Regions from separate parts of the Homo sapiens genome. Here region 2 is linked to region 1. A link is an interaction called in ENCODE POLR2A ChIA-PET data of the cell type or tissue named here. Cell type or tissue: PC-9. All regions are shown on one strand. Each heading gives the region's core, and the rest is flanking DNA. Links, peaks and the distances in the headings are about the cores only.

Evidence for each region. Peaks named below come from ENCODE experiments on the same cell type or tissue, not always from the same donor. Only the 100,000 strongest peaks of a DNase experiment are listed, where the experiment ranks them.
Region 2: POLR2A ChIA-PET joins it to region 1 with 7 read pairs; 3 of 35 experiments call an interaction of 5 or more read pairs at or near these places.

What each region holds. Positions count from the first base shown.
Region 1 is chr4:185,194,700-185,199,096 of GRCh38, reverse strand. The region is part of intron 1 of CFAP97 (cilia and flagella associated protein 97); the gene reads left to right. Among named protein-coding and RNA genes, the nearest start is that of CFAP97, 7.1 kb to the left of the region's middle. In PC-9, for the core only: no CTCF peak of the experiment used is centred there; DNase peaks (open chromatin) are centred at 2,446 and 3,626; H3K27ac peaks cover 1,736 bases.
Region 2 is chr4:185,345,303-185,349,699 of GRCh38, reverse strand. It overlaps SNX25 (sorting nexin 25), which reads right to left. Exons shown (of 19, transcript NM_001378034.2): 13 at 3,050-3,163. Among named protein-coding and RNA genes, the nearest start is that of LRP2BP, 48 kb to the left of the region's middle. In PC-9, for the core only: no CTCF peak of the experiment used is centred there; no DNase peak of the experiment used is centred there.

The DNA.
Region 1 (4,397 bases), core at 122-4,121:
CCAGCCTAAGGGCCCTAATATTTTTGAAATGGTAAATGAGCACGGGCTTCATTTTAAAGTCACCAGCTCCATTAGCTCTTAATAAGAGTCAGCCTGTTCTTTGAAGTGTTGAGACCAGGTATTGACTTCTCCCTCTAGCTATGAAAATCCTAGATGGTTAGCATCCTTTTCCAATGGAAGGCTGTTTCGTCTGCACTGGAAATCTGATGTTTATTGTAGTCACATTCAGCAATTCTCTTAGCTAGATCTTCTGCAGCTTCTCCATCAGCACTTGCTGTTTTACCTTGTACTGTTTTGTCTTTTTTTTGAGATGGAGTTTCGCTCTTGTTGCCCAGGCTGGAGTGCAATGACGCGATCTCGGCTTACTGCAACCTCCATCTCCTGGCTTCAAGTGATTCTCCTGCCTCAGCCTCCTCTGTAGCTGGGATTACAGGCATGCGCCACCACACCCGGCTAATTTTGTATTTTTAGTAGAGATGGGGTTTCACCATTTTGGTCAGGCTGGTCTTGAACTCCTGACCTGAGGTGATCTGCCCATCTCGGCCTCCCAAAGTTCTGGGATTACAGGCGTGAGCCACCATGCCTGGCTTACCTTGTACTTTTATGTGATAGAGTAGGCTTCTTTTTCTTCCTTTCTTTCTTTTTTTTTTTTTTAAGACAGAGTCTCACTCTGTCACCCAGGCTGGAGTGTAGTGATGCAATCTTGGCTCACTGCAGCTTCTGCCTTCCCAGTTCAAAGGATTCTTGTGCCTCAGCCTCCCAAGTAGCTGGGACTTCAGGCTCCTGCCACCACACCTGGCTGGTTTTTGTATTTTTAGTAGAGATAGGGTTTCACCGTGTTGGCCAGGCTGGTCTTGAACTCCTGACTTCAAGTGATCTGCCCACTTCAGCCTCCGGAAGTGTTGGGATTATAGGCGTGAGCCACCACACCCGGCTGAGCAGGCTTCTTTTCTTAAACCTTATGAGACAGCCTCAGGTAGCTTGAGATTTCTACATCGTCTTTACCTCTCTCGGCCTTCATAGAATTGAAAGTGAGTGAGGGCCTTGCTTTGGACTAGGCTTTGGCTTAGGGGAATGTGGTGGCTGGCTTGGTGTATCCAGACCATTCAGACTTTCTCCATATCAGCAGTAAGGCTCTTTCGCTTTCTTATTCCCATGTTCGCTGAAGTAGCAGTCTTAATTTCCTTCAAGAATTTTTCCTTTGCTTTCACAACTTGGCTAACTGGTGCAAGAGGCCTAGCTTTTGGCCTGTCTCCTGGACTTTCAGCATACCTTCCTCACTAAGCTTAATCATTTCTAGCTTTTGATTTAAAATTTTCTAAGGGATGGGAGTTGGAATAATTTGGATGTTAAGTGGACTAGGAAAATTTAAACTTTTCGCGGTGGCTCACACCTGTAATCCCAGCACTTTGGGAGGCCAAGGCGGGCGGATCCCGAGGTCAGGAGATCAAGACCATCCTGGCTAACACGGTGAAACCCCATCTCTACTAAAAATACAAAAATTAGCCGGGTGTGGTGGCACGTGCCTGTAATTCCAGCTACTCGGGAGGCTGAGGCAGGAGAATCCCTTGAAGCAGGGAGTCTGAGGTTGCGGTGAGCCGAGATCACGCGCCACTGCGCTCCAGCCTGGGAGACTCAGAGAGACTCTGTCTCAAAAAAAAAAAAAAAATTCAAAAACAACTTTTCTTTTAATATATTCGCCAGTAAAATCCAGCAGAGACATTCAGTGTAATAGTCACGTGGCTGTTAATAAGTTTATATACATATGTGTAATATTAATTCTGGGCCAAGAATTAATAGAAACTTATTACTTGATTGTGAGTTAGTAAAATTACTCTTTTGTTATGTTTAAGATCTCTTCATTTCTTCAGTGTAATCATCCATCTCTTATAGCTAAATAATTTTGTGATTTCAGTTTCTTCAAATTTCAAGAAAATGTTTATTTTTTATATTTGTAATTTAAGCTACATGTCTTTTTTTTTTTTTTTTTTTTTAATTAAGAGGGAGTCTCGCTCTATTGCCCAGGATGGAGTGCAGTGGCAAAATATCAGCTCACTGCAACCTCTGCCTCCTGGATTCAAGCAATTCTCCTGCCTCAGCTTCTTGAGTAGCTGGGATTACAGGCGCCTGCCACCACACCCAGCTAATCTTTGTATTTTTGTAAAGATAAGGTTTCACCACGTTGGCCAGGCTGGTTTTGAACTCCTGACCTCAAATAATCCATTCACCTCAGCTTCCCAAAATGCTGGGATTACAGGCGCAACCCACTGCGCTTGGCCTTAAACTACATTTCTTCAACTCTGGTTCCTGATTTATTGTAGTGAGGCCTTAATCTATTAGCAGAGTTTTCCTAGACTCTGTCATATTACCTATGACACTTGACACTGTCTAATACCACCCAAAGTTTAACCTTTCATTCCATCTTTATGTATCATAGTACATTACCTTTTGATGAAAGCTTTTTATCTCCATAGATCAGTGGCATTTCCAACCCTTGCCTGAGACTCTCAGGAATGTGAAGCTGGTTTTACATCAAGGCCTAGTACACTCAATGCATTTAAGTAATAGAAATGATGGTTTCATGAAACTTACTCTTATAATATGTAATGCACTCTTTTTTTTTTTTTTTTGAGACGGACTATCCTTCTGTCCCCCAGGCTGGAAGCATGATCTCAGCTCACTGCAACCTCCGCCTGCCAGGTTCAAGTGATTCTCCTGCCTCAGCCTCCCGAGTAGCTGGGATTATAGGCACGTGCCACCACACCCAGCTAATTTTTTATATTTTTGGTAGAGACAGGGTTTCATCATGTTGGCCAGGCTGGTCTTGAACTCCTACCTCAAGTGATCTGCCCACCTCGGCCTCCCAAAGTGCTGGGATTACAGGCGTGAGCCACTGCACCTGGCCTATAATGCACTCTTGATTATTACACTGTGTTCTACTTCGTCAGTTTAATGATGGACATGAGCTACTGAATTGATTTTAAACTGGATTGTGACCTGTAGTTTATAAAATATTGCTCTGGGCTATGCTATTAAACCGTTTACTTTTGAAATTTGAAGAAACAATTTAAAATTTTTAATTGCAAAGATATTCTTAACCACACAACAAAGTAAGAAAGGAAAAAACAACAACCACAGTTCTTTTTAGAGTCCAGAGTGCTCACCATTACACTGTGGGGTATCCACAGTTCTTTTTATTCCACTCCTTGACATTTTGTTTTCAAAGGTGAATTATCTCACAAAAAAAGGTGACATTTTTGGGAGTTTAATGACAGTGTTATAAGACCTATTCACCATTCAGTGGCTATTTTAGTTTGTTTTTCCTTTTACATTCAAGTGGGCAAAATTAGATTATGATCAGCCATAGTCTTTACGTTTGTGATGACTCAAGATCGCAGGCCTCTATCCGAGTTTTTATATTTCTCCTTCCCCTGAGCACACTACTCCTCTCCCCTCCCCTCATGAGTTATACTCATGTTTAATGTGTATCCTTCCAATCCATGTTCTATAACTTGGCTTGTATGTTTGTGCTCATGAAGAATATAGCATTGTTTTGTATATGTTTTAAGTTTTATGTAATTGTATCATTGCTTGCTTATTTATTTGTTTATTTTGAGACAAGGTCTTGCCCTGTAGCCCAGGCTGGAGTGCAGTGGTGTGATGATGACTCATTGCATTATCAACCTCCTGTGCACAGGTGATCCTTCTACCTCAGCCTCCTCAGTAGCTGGGACTCCAGGCACACCACTATGCCCAGCTAATTTTTATTTTTTAATTTCTTGTAGCAACGGGGTCTCATTATGTGGTCTGGAACTCCTGGGCTCAAGCAGTCCTCCCACCTTGGCCTCCCTAACTGCTGAGATTACAGTCATGAGCCATGGTGCCAGCCTCGTTGCTTTTTAAATTCTGCTTTTTTATTCAGTGTTATTTTTGTAGATCTCAGTGTATCCTTTTTGGCAGATATGTGCTTACACGACATTTTATTTATTCATTTTCCTCTTAATAGACAGTAAAGTTGTTCCTCATGCATTGCTACTGCAAACAGTAGTAGATGCTGTGCTGTCGTGAACATCCTGTGTACATGCCCAGGATCGCACAACTGGGAAGTAGCAGAATCATATTTTGAGTCTGGGTGTGTCTGACTCCATTGATTCGTTTCAACCACTGAGCAGACTCCCACTCATCACTTATGTGCCTAATTTATTACACAAACACTATTATGGTAACAGTAATGGAACTATAATGGGGTTGTATGTCATTTTTCTTTTAAAGGTCAATTCTTAACTTATGGCCTCCTCTCCCCTAGTTTTGCTTTAACTGTAAATTGTATTATTAATTCAGTATAGAAAAGTTTTGTATTCTGTATTTTTCATGTTCATACATCATCTAAATCAAGG
Region 2 (4,397 bases), core at 297-4,296, 150 kb before region 1:
TTGAATAGACACAAATGAAAACATAAAAATGGAAAACAGGTATATGAAAAAATGATCAACCTCATGAATAGGGAAATATAAGTCAAAGCCAGGAGATACCATCTCACACCAGACAAAAGAAAAGAAGTGTTGGCAAGGATATGAAAGAAAAGGGAACCCTTGTACACTGTTGGTGGGATTGTAAATTAGTACAGTCATTATGAAAAAGGGTATGGAGGCTCCTCAAAAAATTAAAAATAGAGCTACCATAAGATCCAGCAATGTCAGTACTGGATATACATCCAAAGGAAATGAAATCAGTATGTCAAAGATATATCTGCATTCCCATTTAAAGCAGCACTATTTATAATAAAGAGGCAAGACATGGCATCAACTTAGGCGTCCAACAGATGACTGGATAGAGAAAACGTGGTATACATACATCAAGCTTGTCCAACCCACAGCCCGCGGGCTACATGCAGCCCAATGCAAATTTGTGAACTTTCTTAAAACATTATGAGAATTTTTTGTGATTTTTTTTAAGCTCATCAGCTGTCGTTAGGGTTAGTGTATTTTATGTGTGGCCCAAGACAATCCTTCTTCTTCCATTGTGGACCAGGGAAGCCAAAAGATCGAACCCCCCGATATACATGATGGAATATTATTCAGCCATAAAGAAGAATGAAATCCTGTCAATTGCAACAACATGAATGAACCTGGAGGACATAAGTTGAGTGAAACAGACTAGGTACAGAAAGACAAATACTGCATGATCCCACTCATCTGTATAATCTGAAAAAAAATTGATATATTAGAGGTACAGAGAGGTGGTTACCAGAGACTGGGGAGGAAAGGATGGGAGAGATTGGTCAGTGGCTAGAAAGTTACAATTTAACAGGAGGAAAAAGTTCTGGTGTTCTGTTGCTCAGTAGGGTGACTATGGCTAACAGTAAAGTATTATATATCAAAAAGGAGCTAGAAGAAAGGTTTTTTAATGTTCTCACCACGAAGAAATGATAAATGTGGCTGGGCACAGTGGCGCACACCTGTAATCCCAGCACTCTGGGAGGCCGAGGCAGATTGGTCACCTGAGGTCAGGAGTTCGAGACCTGCCTGTCCAACATGATGAAACCCCGTCTCTACTAAAGATACAAAAATTAACCAGGTGTGGTGGCATGAGCCTGTCTGTAATCCCAGCTACTTGGGGGGCTGAGGCAGGAGAACTGCTTGAACCCAGGTGGCGGAGGTTGCAGTGAGCTGAGATTGCACCACTGCACTCCAGCCTGGACAAGAGAGCAAGAGTCTGTCTCAAAAAAAAAAATAAAGAAATGATATACATGTATCAAAATGCCAAACTGTACCTCATAAATATGTACAAGTGCAATGTCAATTTAAAGAATTCTTTAAAGGATACAAATATTCAGAACATTTTTTTTCAGTCTCAGAATGTCTAGCTTCTACTGCAGAGGCAAAACATGTTTTATGAGGCAAAGTTCCATGCCTCTGAGAACTTCAGGGCTTTAAGATCCAAAGTGTGATTAACAATTATACTCTGAATATAGATGGTGCAGCAAAGGAAAAAAAAGTGGTTGTTATTGAGGACAGTACACCTTTGGCCTTATTATTTAAAAACAGACTGATAGAAAATAATAAAGTGTTTAAAGGAAATTAAGAAAATATCTTCAGGGCCTTGGAGTAGGCCAAGATTTCTTAATAGGTGCAAAAGGCATTAACCATAAGATAAAAAAAATGATAAAGTGGGCTAAATTAAAATTGAGAACATCTGTTCATTAAAAGCAATCATTAAGTAAAAGGCAATCCATAGAAAGGGGGACAATATTTGTAGCACGTAAGATCTGACAAGGAACTCAGATCCAGAACATGGACAAACCCATAAAACATTATGGAAAGGATGAGCAGCAGCACAATAGAAAAGGAGACACAACAAATGGCCGGGCACAGTGGCTCACGCCTGTAGTCCCAGCACTTTGGGAGGTCGAGGTGGGCAGATCATCTGAGGTTGGGAGTTTGAGACCAACCTGACCAACACGGAGAAACCCCGTCTCTACTAAAAATACAAAAATTAGCCAGGCGTGGTGGCAGGCGCCTGTAATCCCAGCTACTTGGGAGGCTTAGGCAGGAGAATCACTTGAACCCGGGAGGCAGAGGTTACGGTGAGCCAAGATCGCGCCATTGCACTCCAGCCTGGGCAACAAGAGCGAAACTCCGTCTCAAAACAAAACAAAACAAAACAAAACAAAAGAAAACAAAAAAAAACACCAAACCCCCCAAACACAATGAGATACTACTACACCCAAAATGGCTAAGAATAAAAACGCAAAAGATAAGTGTTGGTGAGGATGTGGAGCAATCAGAACCCTTACACACTGCTGGGGAGAGTATAAAACTGCTGTGACCATGAAGAAAAATGGAGAAATCCTAATCTCTGGGCATCAGCCGACAGATATTTGTCAAAAGACAAGTACTAGACGTTTATATAAGCACCCTTTGTAAAAGCCTCAGAGTGGAAAGGAGCCAAAGGCTCATCAACAACGGAATGAATTTGGAATGCAGTGTATTCACACGATGAAAACCTCTCACAGCAACGAAAATGAATCATCTACAACTAAGATGACAGGATGGATGAGTCCTATGAACATAATGAGTGAAAGAAGTCAGAAACGAAGGAATTCACACTATACGGTTCCATTTATATAAAGTTGAAAGACAACTGTAACTGATCTATGGTGCTGGAAGTCGGGACAGCAGTTGCCTTTAGAGGGGCTGCAGCGATGGGAGGAAGCTGGGGGCTGCTGGTGATAACCAGTGCATTGGACTGGGTGCTGGTTACATGGGTGTGTTCAGTTTGTGAAACGGAGACAGTTATACACTTACGTGTATTTTTATATGTGTATTTTCCTTTAATTAAAAAAAACACCCAAGATATTTTTTTAGCATCTAGCATGGCTTGTGAGAACAAAAAGCAAACTACCAAGCTCGTAGAATGATGACAGTTTAACCCTAAATAACTAATTTTTTCTCTCATATCCCACATTTTTCACTTGCTTACCTGTAAAAACTTATTTAATTGATTCTTCGACTTTTCCATAAACTTTTGATCTATAGATTTGAAAGGCAGCTTGCTAAGAGAAGGCAACTGGACTTTTTTTAAAGAAGGGACGCACTGTGGGGGGAAAAAATGAAATGTTAGTATTTTGAAATTACATTTTAATCTTAAAAAAGATTTAGAATAACAATTAGAACAAAACAAATATCCTCCTCCTGTACTTGTTCCTCTGAGGTGAAAACCTACCCATCTTAATGAGGCTCGAAGAATTGGGAGGAACGGAAACTTTGATGGAAAAAACTAAAGCACATCCCCAAACCTACAGATCCCCGGGAGCTGGGAAGTCACAAGGCCAGGCTGGTACGAGGGATCTGCACACCACGCAGGGTGGCACATGATGTGACAAATGGAAACCTGGCTCACAGAAAGTTTTTCAACTAGAAGGTGTTGTGTTTTTAACATCTCTGTAAAAAGCTAAAGTTAACAATAGAAAATGGCCGGGCGTGGTGGCTCACGCCTGTAATCCCAACACTTTGGGAGGCCAAGGAAGCTGGATCACATGAGGTCAGGAGTTCAAGACCAGCCTGATCAACATGGTGAAACCCTGCCTCTACTAAAAATACAAAAAATTAGCCTGGCGTGATGGCACATGCTTGTAATCCCAGCTACTGGGGAGGCTGAGGCAGGAGAATCGTTTGAACCCAGGAGGTGGAGGCTGCAGTGAGCTGATGTTGCACCACTGCACTTGGGCCTGGGAGACAGAGTGAGACCCAGTCAAAAAAAAATAAAAAGAAAAGAAAACAATGGGAACAAAGAAAACTTGGGTTGTAGCTCTATTACTGCATTTCTTTCCTTTTTTTTTTTGAAACAGGGTCTCAGTCTGCCACCCAGGCTGAGTGCAGTGGCGTGATCATGGCTCATGGCAGCCTTGATCTCCCAGGCTCAAGCGATTCTCCCACTTCAGCCTCCCAAGTAGCTGGGACTACAAGCATGCACCACCATGCCTGGCTAATTTTTAAATTTTTTGTAGAGGCGAAGTCTATGTTGTCCAGGCCAGTCTCAAACTCCTGGATACAAGCGATCCTCCTGCCTCAGCCTCCCAAAGTGCTGGAATTACAGGCATGAGTCACCACTCCTGGCCTTATTACTGCCTCTCAGTGGCAAACTGTAGATTGTAAGTATATTAACAAAATATATTCATAGTACGAAGAGCGCACCCTTTGTGGATTAAGTCCTCCCTTCTACCAGACACTGTGCTAGAAGCATAGCATGTGTTATTTCATGCTTACAACAGCTCTGTGAAATTTCAGAGAAATGAAACAGGCAGTGAGAGTTGGAAGGGAAGACTAAA